2 separate regions of the Homo sapiens genome follow, and region 2 is linked to region 1. Evidence: chromatin loops called from intact Hi-C (ENCODE). Cell type or tissue: IMR-90. All regions are shown on one strand. Each heading gives the region's core, and the rest is flanking DNA. Links, peaks and the distances in the headings are about the cores only.

Region 1 (5,707 bases), core at 975-4,974:
TAAGCCCAGGAGTTCCAAACAAGCCTGGGAAATATAGGCAGACTTCTGTCTCTACAAAAAATCAAAAAAAAATTAGCTGGGCATGGTAGCATGTGCCTGTGGTTCACTTAAGCCTGGAAGGTCAAGGCTGTGGTTGCACCATTGCATTGCAGCCTGAGTGACAGAGCGAGACTCTCTGATGTCACCTGGGGAACTCCAGAACTGTTTGCAGACAAACTGCAAACAACTGAAATCCTGACCAAGCAGGTGAGGGTCAGATAGCTGCATTTCAACTGCCCCTGTTACCGTGGTCTTCTCTACACTCTGACCTGTGGAATGAGGACACGGGTATCATGAAGCACATCAGACTTAAAGAAATAAAGTCATCCTCCCCCTTTCTTTTTAGATCCCTCTCAGAGCACTACAAAAGCATAACACGAAACTCCCCTTCATTGTTTTAATTTTTTTCTGGCTTCTAAAATTTAATCTATTAAACCACATGAAGGGAAGAGAGATCTTGAATCACAATAAAAGGGAGGTAGCAGAATTGGGGAGTGGGACATTTATCAAGATGAAGAGATCTAAACATATGGTGCTGCAGATATTTAATACGTCATACTGCTCCATACTTTCAGATTCTGCCATAATAAAACATGTCAAATATGAAAATATGTGCTTTAAACTGGTGCAGTCAGACTGAGGGTAACCTCTGGTTTGGTTTGAAATGATGTCCAAGAAATTACAACTAATGTTAAGTTTGAGGCAGCATTCCTAGGAACAAAAGGGCATCATTTTAATTTTCATTTTGTTCAAAGAGAAGGGTATTTCTTCTGAAGTTGGTATGTACTGCTCCCAACCAACTCTGAAACAGCAGATTTTAGGTAAAATATATCACAAGTATTCATGCCTTTGTCTACCTCATAACTCATTTATGTTCTCTGAATAACAACGATATTGAAAAGAAAAAAACCCACAGGTCTAATCAAAATAAGATCCTTGAAAACCTGGCATATACTTTGCATCTCTGCATGATCACCACAGATTTTAGTCTTAGACTCATATGACTTAGAATTCATGGGACCAGTGTGCACAGTGTAGTTGACTCACAGATTCTTTTTGTTCCATTTGTATTGCTGCTTGAACCTTACAGTGAAAAACACACAAAGATAAACAGTTTGCTGAGTCTAATTATGCTCTTGGAAGGGTTTAGGTAATTTGTGCAGCCAAAAATTATACGTAACAATCAGGTGAGGTCAATGGCTTTACAAATAGGAAGACATTTATATGACAGCAACATCTGTAACACAGAGAAATGAAAGAGAAAGAGACAAGGAGTGAAACAAGAGAAGACTGGATTTGAGATCTGCAGTCCAGAGTAGAAGAGCTGAATTTATTTTTTAATCATGACAATGAAGTAAGTCATACCCCTTTTATGGACCAATTATAAATTGCTACGTATTTGATATGGTTTGTCTCTGTGTCCCCACCCAACTCTCATCTCGAATTGTAATCCCCACGTGTTGAGGTAGCAAAATCACTGGATTTTTGGGGTGGTTTCCCCCATGCTGTTCTCATGATAGTGAGTGAATTCTCACGTGATCTGATGGTTTTATAAATGGTAGTTTTTCCTGTGTCCTCACTCACTTCTCTCCTGCTGCCTGTGAAGGAGGTGCCTTGCTTCCCCTTGGCCTTCCACCATGATTGTAAGTTTCCTGAGGCCTCTTCAGCCATGCAGAACTGTGAGTCAACTAAACCTCTTTCCTTTATAAATTAGCCCTTTTCAGGTAGTGTCTAGATAGCAGTGTGAAAATGAACTGATACAATATTCTATTACTTCATAATATTCTGGAAGTGTAAACTAAGTGGAGAACCATAACCTATGATACTGGCCCTCATTCTAACTACCTGACCTAAAAATTAGTGAATAAGCACTGAGCTAGAAATGAAAAATGAAATAATAATGGGTAACATGTTCTGACAGTTTCATACATATCCAGCAATGTTACCAAATATCATTCCCTTCAATCCACATGATAACCCAAAGAACTGGGTTTCCATTTTACAGATAAAGAACGTGAGGTTAAGTTCACACAAAAGTTGTTGGAGGAGCCATGATCCAGAAGCAGGCACAAGATGGCAGGACCCATACTCCTACCCAATAATCGCCTGTCTGTGTGTCAGTCGTACTTCACCAGTGGACTTAGAAAAGTGCTGGAGCGAGGGTGAAATTTTGACAATCTACCTGTGTGGTTCTTCCTTGTTGATGCAGAAGAAAGCAAACAGTCATACAAATTGGCTACAGGTAATGCAGAAAGGAGAGGGAAAGTGGGGGAGTCCAAGAAAGCTGGCTGCCTTCATGAGGACAGGAGTGTGAACTCAGGCGTACATACCATATCACATTCATCTCTGTGCCTCCCTCGTCTGGAACTGTGCAAAGACCGGTATTTATTTCAGGTTTTTGGAGTGAAAATTATGCAAATAATTTCCAACCAAGGTACAGTGAAAGAAATGCTTCAGGGAGAGGTGCCAAACGTAAGAAGGGTTAAAAAGTGGGAATCTACCTTCCAGAAGAGAGTGAGGGTCAACTCACTAGGAAGAGTGGTGTTGGAGAAGGGCTCTGAAGGACAGAGGGGATGGAAGTGAGAATTGAACGTCAGCAGAAGGACCCACATGCCTCGATGTCAATCGCTGTGCTTGAATTAACAAAAACTCTGAAGAAAGGGATTATCTTCATTCATAGGATGTTAGTTTCACAGGGCTACATCCTGAGACATCACAAAAACCTTGTCAGCATCAGAAAGACTTTGTTAAGAATTTTAGCTTCTCATGAGTATGCTGTATAAATAATACAAGTTAACATAGCTTCACGCATACATTCTAAAGTAGGGATAGGCAGACTGTTTCTCCATAGAACCAGACAGTAAATACTTTCATCTTTTCAGGGCAGATGGTCTCCATCACCACTACTCAACTCTGCCCTTGTAGTGTGAAAGCAGCCACAGACAACATAATGAAACTTTATTTACAAAAACATGCGCCAGGCCATAGTTTGCCAGCCCTGTTCTCAAGTTTCACATAACAAGAAACACCACAAAAACTGCCAGTCCTCAGAATATTCCCAGACTAGGATTCAATTTCGTTCTTGTATTATTGTTTTATATCTTTTCTTTTGCTAGAAAAGTAAAATTCACATTTTCAAAATGTCTTTCATAAAATTTTTTACCTCATTTTTTATAACAACTCTATTGAGATGTAATTTATATGACATGAAATTCACCCCTTGAAAGTGTTCAATTCAGTGGTTTTTAAATAGTCACAGACTTCTACAAGCATCACCATTAATCTTTACCTCCCTTTTTGAGCACAATTATTTCAGCAGTTATTAATTGAGCATCTAGTGTCTGTCCATCCCTGTGCAAAGTTTCGGTTGTTGTTGTTGTTGCTTTGCTTTGCCTGTTTATTTGGGTTTGGACTGGCACGGTGTGGGGTGGCTTGGTAGAAGGTCAGGCTAGTGGGTAGTAGGTAACAGGACAAATATAAGACATGACATGCCTGAAGCAATCAGTGAAGACTATAAAAAATAAGCAGTGGGAGTGCTAAGTTAGGTGGCCTGGAGAGACCACAAATACAATACAAATTTACTTTTACTAGGGTTGGGTGGGGATCCTAAGAATGTGATTTAGAGACCTAGGGAGAGAACTTGGATTTGGATGGAGGTGGCAGGCAGCAAGAGCAAAGAATGCATTCCAGGGAGAAGGCACAGCTGTGAGCAAAGACCTAGAGACTGCAACAGCATGGCCTATGAAATGAGCAGCCATGGTACAGACTTAACTGGGGAAGTGCCCAGAAATGCACATGCAATTGTCAAAAGAAAATGATCCAGAAGCTGTAGGACTGTAGGAAGCCGAGTTTAGAGTTGACAGCATTGGCATCAGGATCATCAGAGGTTCCTGGGGAAATGAAAGACGATTCAAGGAGTGCTTTTGGAAAGTTGATAGTTGTGGGTAGGATAGTTTGAATGGAGAAACCTAGAAACAAAGATGCTTTTATGGGTACTTATTTTATTTTATTTTATTTTATTTTAACTTATCTTATTTTTTAATTTTTGAGACAGGGTCTCACTCTGTCATCCAGGCTAGAGTACTATGGCACAATCTCGGCTCACTGCAACCTCTGCCTCCCAGGTTCAAGTGATTCTCCTGCCTCCGTTTCCCATGTAGCTGGGATTACAAGTGCACACCACCATGCCCAGCTATTTTTGTATTTTTAGTAGAGATGGGGTTTCACCATGCTGGCCAGGCTGGTCTCGAATCCTGACCTCAAGTGATCCGTCCACCTCAGCCACCGAAAGTGCTGGCATTACAGCCGTGAGTCACCACTCCTGGCAATGTGTACATATTTTAAATGCAGGGGTAAATTTAATTATTGGGAAAAGATTACTAACCCTGGCTGTACATTAGAATCACCTGAAGCACTTTATCTTTGGGCGGGGTGGCTGTGTATATGTTTTGATATCTGTACTTTTTTAGTAAGTCCCACAGATTATTCTAATATATGGCTAAATTAAGAACTATTATTGCAGGAGAATGGATAATAGACTTTACATTGTTTGTGAAATTATAGTTAGATATGTAGTTTTCTGCTCTTTTGCTAGAATATTTCCATTAATTAAATCAGAATCCTTTAAAAATTCTCTGATGATTTGGATTTTACGAAGTAGCCAACAGAGGATAATGATTTTAAGGACAGAGGGGCTGAATAAATTATATAGTATATTTTGGCAAACTCTTAGAATATCTCCCTAAAATAAGTCCTTAAACCCAAGCATGTTTTAGAGATTTCAAACTTTTAGACTGACTCTACAAATGATGCTGCTTGTTCTGAGTCAGAAGCGCAGTGCAACCCAAACACCTGTGTATGGTGGGTAAATGTTAATGTATTCTGTCAACAACAGATTACCTTACATGGCTAAATTACTCAATGCCATTATATGTGCCAGCCATCTGTAAAGCTAATCCCCTCTGTGTTCAAAAATCCCGAGTGCCTGCTACACTATTTTTATTTTACATTCCTGCATAAATCTGGTAAGCTCAATATGTTACCACAAATTCTCAAAAATCAAAGGCAATCTGCTGGCCTATAAAACACTGGTTGCTGAAAATCGAAGGGTATAATATGTTAGCAAATCAAGCAGTCAGTAAACATTCTTTACAGGAATGGGGTTGAACCACAAGCTGACTGAACCCCTTAGGTAAGGCCTGCCGTAAAGTCAGATATGTTCTTTCAATACACAGCGAAGCCTCTGAACCCATTCATGTATTTCATATCTAACAAAAATCTGAACAGTTGGCCTGATTGGATTTTAAGTGATGCAAATTTGAAAATCAAATAGGAAAACTCCCTTTAGACTTCATCTATTTAGGCCATAATTGTAAAGAACTACAAATTACATTTACCACACTATTGAATTCTCCTGAGATTCAATATGAAATTTACAGAAAGGGACAAATATTTGCAGGTGTGGTTTTTTGTTCGTAATGAATACAATTTTTCTCTCACATAGGATGCTTTCTCTCTTAATGTCACTACATTTTTCTTAATACAAGGATTAGTTTATGGTTTTTTTTTTTCACAAAATCTGTATTGATCTTAAGTAATAATGCTAATGCTTACATGTAATGCCAACTTATATTTTAGCTAAGATTAAATTTTTCTTTACTCCAGTAAC
Region 2 (5,707 bases), core at 572-4,571, 100 kb before region 1:
AATTTTTAAATTTTAGCAACTAAAATAATAATAATAATCAACTTCGTGGGTCCAATAATATGTGGTTTCAGTCAAGATTCGGCCCACTGGCTAGCTACTCTCAACTTCTAGTATGATTGCTGGGGAGGGCAAGGGATTAGAAACTGAAGAGTTGAAATGTACATGCTCCCAACACAAGCAAAGTCATTACCATGTAGACAGAATTTAAGCTGTTAGAGATGGAACAGACATGTCAAAAGTGCCTGTAATCCCAGTACTTAGGGAGGCAAAGTTGGGATGATCCTTTGGGGCTAGGAGCTCGAGGCCAGCCTGGACAACATAGTGAGACCCCATCTCTTAAAAAAATGAAAAGAAGTGAGCTGAGCATGGTGGTGTGCGCCTGTAGTCGCAGCTATTTGAGAGGTGGGGCAGAAGGATCCCTTGAGTCCAGAGTTCGAGGTTGCAGTTCGAACTAGGATCCCATCACTGCACTCCAGCCTGGACCACAGAGTGAGACCTTGTCTCGAAAAATAACAACAAAAGAAATGTCAAAAGTACCAAAAATCAGGGTCATAAATTATAAAAGTACAGTTTAATTTAATTTTAGATATTATAAAAATAGCACCATTCTTCCCACTCACCCCCTCCACTCTCTTCACCCTATTAAGATGGGAAACTAAAAACTAAGATATTTCAGGTGAGCCATGTTTAGGAGAGATTTACAGTACCCCACCTACCTCACCTCAGGTACTTCAGTAAAAAGCCACTATTGCCAGATAACAGGTAATCTCTTCTGCTACCAGTATACCTCAACCCTGGCAACAGAAGACTAAGGGTCAGAGCCTCAGGTCCTCCACTTTTGCAAAGTCCCTTTTCTCCCTTCCTAGGGCAGCAAGTTCTCTGGTTCCCACATCTCCTTGCGATATTAATTAAACCTGCCCACTAGTCCTTATGCCTAAGGGGTGGAGAGGTGGGACCAGTAGACTTGGCTGTGCTCCAGAAACCACATATTCATCCTACCCCTGCCTGGCACCCAACACTCCACCTTTGCAATTAACCTTGCCATCCTGTTCCTCCAGGCCAAGAAATAATGCCAAAGGCATGAGTGTACAACAGGCAAATTGCGGCATGGCTGCAGGGTTAAGGAGTCACAGTGTTTCTGGAATTTTCACTCTCTGTACAATTCACTCTGTAACAACCTCCTTGAGCTTAAGCTGCTCTCAGAATCACTCCTACATAGTTTTGACCTCCTAGTTTAGGGTCTCTCAGAATTGTGACTAAAGCAAATGCTAACACAAACCCGCTGGAGTTGTTTTTATTTCAATTAAGTAAATGGCTCCCTAGAGGCTTAAAGCTTAACGCCCAACCACTTAGGACATAGCCAGCAAGGTCGGGCCCTCAGAATCAATCAAACCCCCATCTGATTTCATAAACTGAGCAGTGGCATACAACGTAAAGAGTGAATAGGTACTTTTTATTTTCTTTATGCCTCTAGTTTGCAGCCACAAGGGGGGCAAAGCTTTGCAGAGCACTGTTTGCCCACTGTATGGTTCACTTAACTAAACTTATCCCTGTTGTGCTACTCTGTAAAATGAATACTTGTAAACAAAATGATTTCTGTTTATTGATACTGATTACAATTCAAATATTTCTTAAGATTTAAAACGTACGTATGAAGATGCATGCTTTCATATCTACATACAAATTTGCTAAGAAATGACAGTTAACCACACTGAAAAAATAAAGACTGGAAAATGTAATGAAATTCCAGAGAATGTGCTATGCTACCTCACTGTGTGAACAGAAGATTGTTAAAAGCCTTATGATTCAATGTGTGTTCAGTGGACCAGCATTCAGGGAGGTTGTAAGTGTGGAATTTCAGGCATCAAGGGCTAGGAGTTTGCTAGAAGTGCATAATCCCAGACCTGAGACAGAATCAGAAACTGCATTTTAACAAGGTTTGGAAGTGACACCTTTGCACTGTTGACAGTTTGAAAGAGGCAGAACAATGATAACGAAAGGCGTCATTAGTCCATAGTCCATGTCACTTAGTCTGGAGAAAGGACAAATGGCCTTAAGTCCTAATTACACCACGTAACAAAATTACTTGACGTCTCAGTTTTCCTCATTTGTAAAACGGGAATGATAACAGATCTCATATGATAGAGATATTTACTTAGTAAACTACTGAGGATTGCTCAACTATAAAGTTGTGTTGCCATTATTTACCGGCATTTTCATGCATGTACACAACCATCTTGGGGCCACTTTTTGAACATATCTAACTGGAAGAAGTCACCTTGAAACTCCCCTGGAAATGTTGGCTGGAACTAAGGACAAATGGACACTTACACAAACAGGAAAAGCTAGAATAAGTGTACGTGATGAATAATTTGCTTCCGAGTATAAAGATAGGCCATAAAGACAAGTCCTAACTTCCGCTGAAGTCTGTGGTAACAAATTGAATGTATGTCAAAGTAAAGAAAATACTGAAATTAAAACTTTAAAAAATCTTTGATAGGCATAATCCTAAAATACTACTCATGCATCACCAAAGACATAAGGAACAAATGAAGCAGGAAAAAATGGAAATGATGACAAAAAAGAAAAAGATATAAAGTCAAAATCTACCCGACATTATTTAGTTCAGCTCTATTAGGTGTGCACACCCAAAAGCTATATAGATCCTCTCTCCCATCTGTACTTATAAGGACACCTCCGAAGCTGCTTCCTTGAGTTTGGATTCTTATGAAAGGACGTTTGTCTCAAATGGTCAGAGCAAACTGTTCATTTCTTTTATGCAAACTGCTTCTATCTGTTTCAAATCCTCTCCACCTGAGGAGTTAGGTCAACAAAGACTTCTACGGATGATAATTCATAGTTACACTACTTCAGTTACTAAATGTACCTGGTTTTAAGAAAATTGTTTAAAAATATACACTTAAGTTTTACTCTATTTGAAGTAAGAAGAGCTTCACCAACACACTATACCAATTTCATTTTATAGAAAGTTTTCAAATGCATGCATTGCAATCTGCAATTTCAACTGGCAAATGAACTCATATCTACTAAATTGATAAATCAGCAGCAACAAATCACAGAGTGAAATGTGGGTTGCCTTATTTGATATAGGAATGCAATATGGCTTGAATTAGTAGCTATATGACATCTAAGATGCATAATACCTGTATCATACACACTTTTGTATATGTGCATGTGGCTGGGCAAGCCATGTGTTCTAATGAAGAAAGCTGTCATCATCATTAATTACTTGAGATATACAGAAGGACACATGGCTAAATGTATGTAGCTGTATCTATTATCTAGTTTATTACTGTTGTTTCATACACAAGGTAATGAGTTTGGGATAAATGTCCACAACTCTCTCAACATAGTTTCTTTTTTTGAAAATGTTAGTATTTCAGATCATATTTAAAGTCCCAAACAAGTCAAACACTTTGTGAGTCTATGCTGTTAAAGGTCACATTCTAATTGAATACCTTTCTCTACCCTTGATGTATCCGTGTTGTCCTTAAAATCAAGAAGCTACATCAACTACTTAAAACACCCACTTGTCTTAGAAATAGAATTAGTTGAACACAGTTTTGTTTAGGGGAAACGGGCACTGCAACAAAATGAAATTTTCAATAAACCAAAAAGAAAATGACGAGAGTACTTTTGCATCTTTGTGCTGGGGGACATCAGAGACATGGCATTGCTCCCATGGAAAGGGCACTTTTCTGCACATCTTATTCTTGAGGAGCAGCACACCCAGGCCTGGGCTTCGCTTGAAATGCAGCCATTGTCTTTTCATTTTCCTCAGGAATTCTTCAGGGCAAGAAAATGGCATGAGCAATGGCCTCTGTGGGGGGGAAAAAGAGTTCCTTTTCTTCCTATCAACTCCCTTCACTGCTTCATTATCTAAACTAGCCCTGATTTTTCATTGTTGCTGTTTTTCAAATTGATTTTGGGATCCAGCCTGTTATTCCCTTGCAATTTTGCTAATATCCAAGAATGTAAATTTATAGACAAATGTGCTGGTATACCACTTTGCAGCAAAAATTATTATTCACTTTTCTAAAGGATAAACAATATGCTTTCACACTTAAAGTATGATCTATCTGGCAGAGTAAGATTTACCTAAGTCCATATTGCTATTATTTGCTTGAATCTACATGTGTTTAGAAACCATAGGAAACATGTTCCAACCATTATTTTTCCTTTGAAATGATACACAATACAACAGAATTCAGAAAAGAAGAATTGGATGCACCATTATGTGAATGACGTAAGAGTTCCATCCAACAACTGCGAAACAACACATTTAACCTCAAAATAGAGACGTTCTCATGACTAGAGGAATAATTACCAGTGACAATCCTATGAGATCCTAAATATTCTCATAAGATTCCCAAACATTGCTAGTTGGCACTCTTTACAAAATCCCTTTGTTTCTAGAACAATTGTGAATAGTATTTCATGGTAACATTATACCGCCCTCATAAAAAACTACTAATGGGTCACATTCTCTATACAGAAGTCTCGGCTAGGTGTCATGGCTCACGCCTGTAATCTTAGCACTTGGGGAAGCTGAGGAGGCAGGAGAATCGCTTGAGCCCAAGAGTTCTAGAACAGCCTGGGCAACATAGTGAGACTCCATCGCTACGAAAAACAAAAAATAAAAAAATTAGTTTGCTTTGGTGGTACATGCCTGTAATCCCAGCTAAAGGCCTGAGGTGAGAGGATGAAGCTGAGGCAGGAGGATTGCTTGATCCCTGGAAGTTGACGCTGCAGTGAGCCGTGATTGTACCACTGCACTGCAGCCTGGGTGACAGGGTGAGACCCCACCTCAAAAATAAATAAATAAATAAACAAATAACAATGTTCTCTTCAGTTAGGGTTTGGGTCTATGGCTTGTACTCATCAGGGTCACTATGATTTGGAAACCTGTTGGCCTCTCCCCGCAGGGGTCTGTTTACTCTTGCTCAGGTTGCTGGCCAATCTGTACTGACTTCTCATACACCCAGCACTGTGAAGCAAGGGCCCGCTATCTCAACAGATGGCACAGATAGCCTGGTAGCTGGGAGCACAATGCAAGGGACATGTGGCACGCTGACTTTGTAAATACACTGCAAGGGGAAAATGATTAGCCACATATGTCTGTGATTTACCGGTCAGCTGGAAGCCACAGACCCCGAGTCTGTTGAGTCTCTAAGAAAAAGGAAGGAACACGCTGACTCAGTAAGTGAAACAAATACAGGGCAGCCCTGCTCATACTTGGACTTAGTGCAGCCTCACCCTGTAATGAATATGTTGTGGCTCCATAGTTTAGGAGGGTGGTAGAGAGGTGTGCAACTAGGTTTTAAAAATGTGACTCGGCCTCCCCACATCACCATACACCCTGTGTGGTAATACTCTGATGTAGCTATTTAGGGACAAATGGCTTGTCAATAGGTAACTCGAATGGGCAGCATCAGCTTATAAAGGGAAGTCATACTGGATCCATGATCCCTACTCTATCTTAGTGTGTTGGGGTGGTGGGAAGAGGAAGGAGAGGGCACGGCAGGAGAGACATCGCTCCTGGTAGCAGGTGACTGAGAGTCCTATAGGCCGCAAGCCAAAACCCCTCAGCAGGTTGGTCTTTAGAGGGGAGGGGCAATTCTGGAGACAGCTTGGTTCTTTTTCTGCCAAGCTCCTAACAGACACATGTCTGGGTTATATAAAGAGC

What was found. Peaks named below come from ENCODE experiments on the same cell type or tissue, not always from the same donor. Only the 100,000 strongest peaks of a DNase experiment are listed, where the experiment ranks them.
Region 2: it touches region 1 in a loop (2.7-fold over the local background); 1 of 110 quality-filtered maps calls a loop at or near these places.

Annotation. Positions count from the first base shown.
Region 1 is chr2:79,950,044-79,955,750 of GRCh38, reverse strand. All of the region lies in intron 7 of CTNNA2 (catenin alpha 2), which reads right to left. Among named protein-coding and RNA genes, the nearest start is that of MIR8080, 86 kb to the right of the region's middle. In IMR-90, for the core only: no CTCF peak of the experiment used is centred there; no DNase peak of the experiment used is centred there; H3K27ac peaks cover 700 bases.
Region 2 is chr2:80,049,842-80,055,548 of GRCh38, reverse strand. All of the region lies in intron 7 of CTNNA2 (catenin alpha 2), which reads right to left. Among named protein-coding and RNA genes, the nearest start is that of MIR8080, 190 kb to the right of the region's middle. In IMR-90, for the core only: no CTCF peak of the experiment used is centred there; no DNase peak of the experiment used is centred there.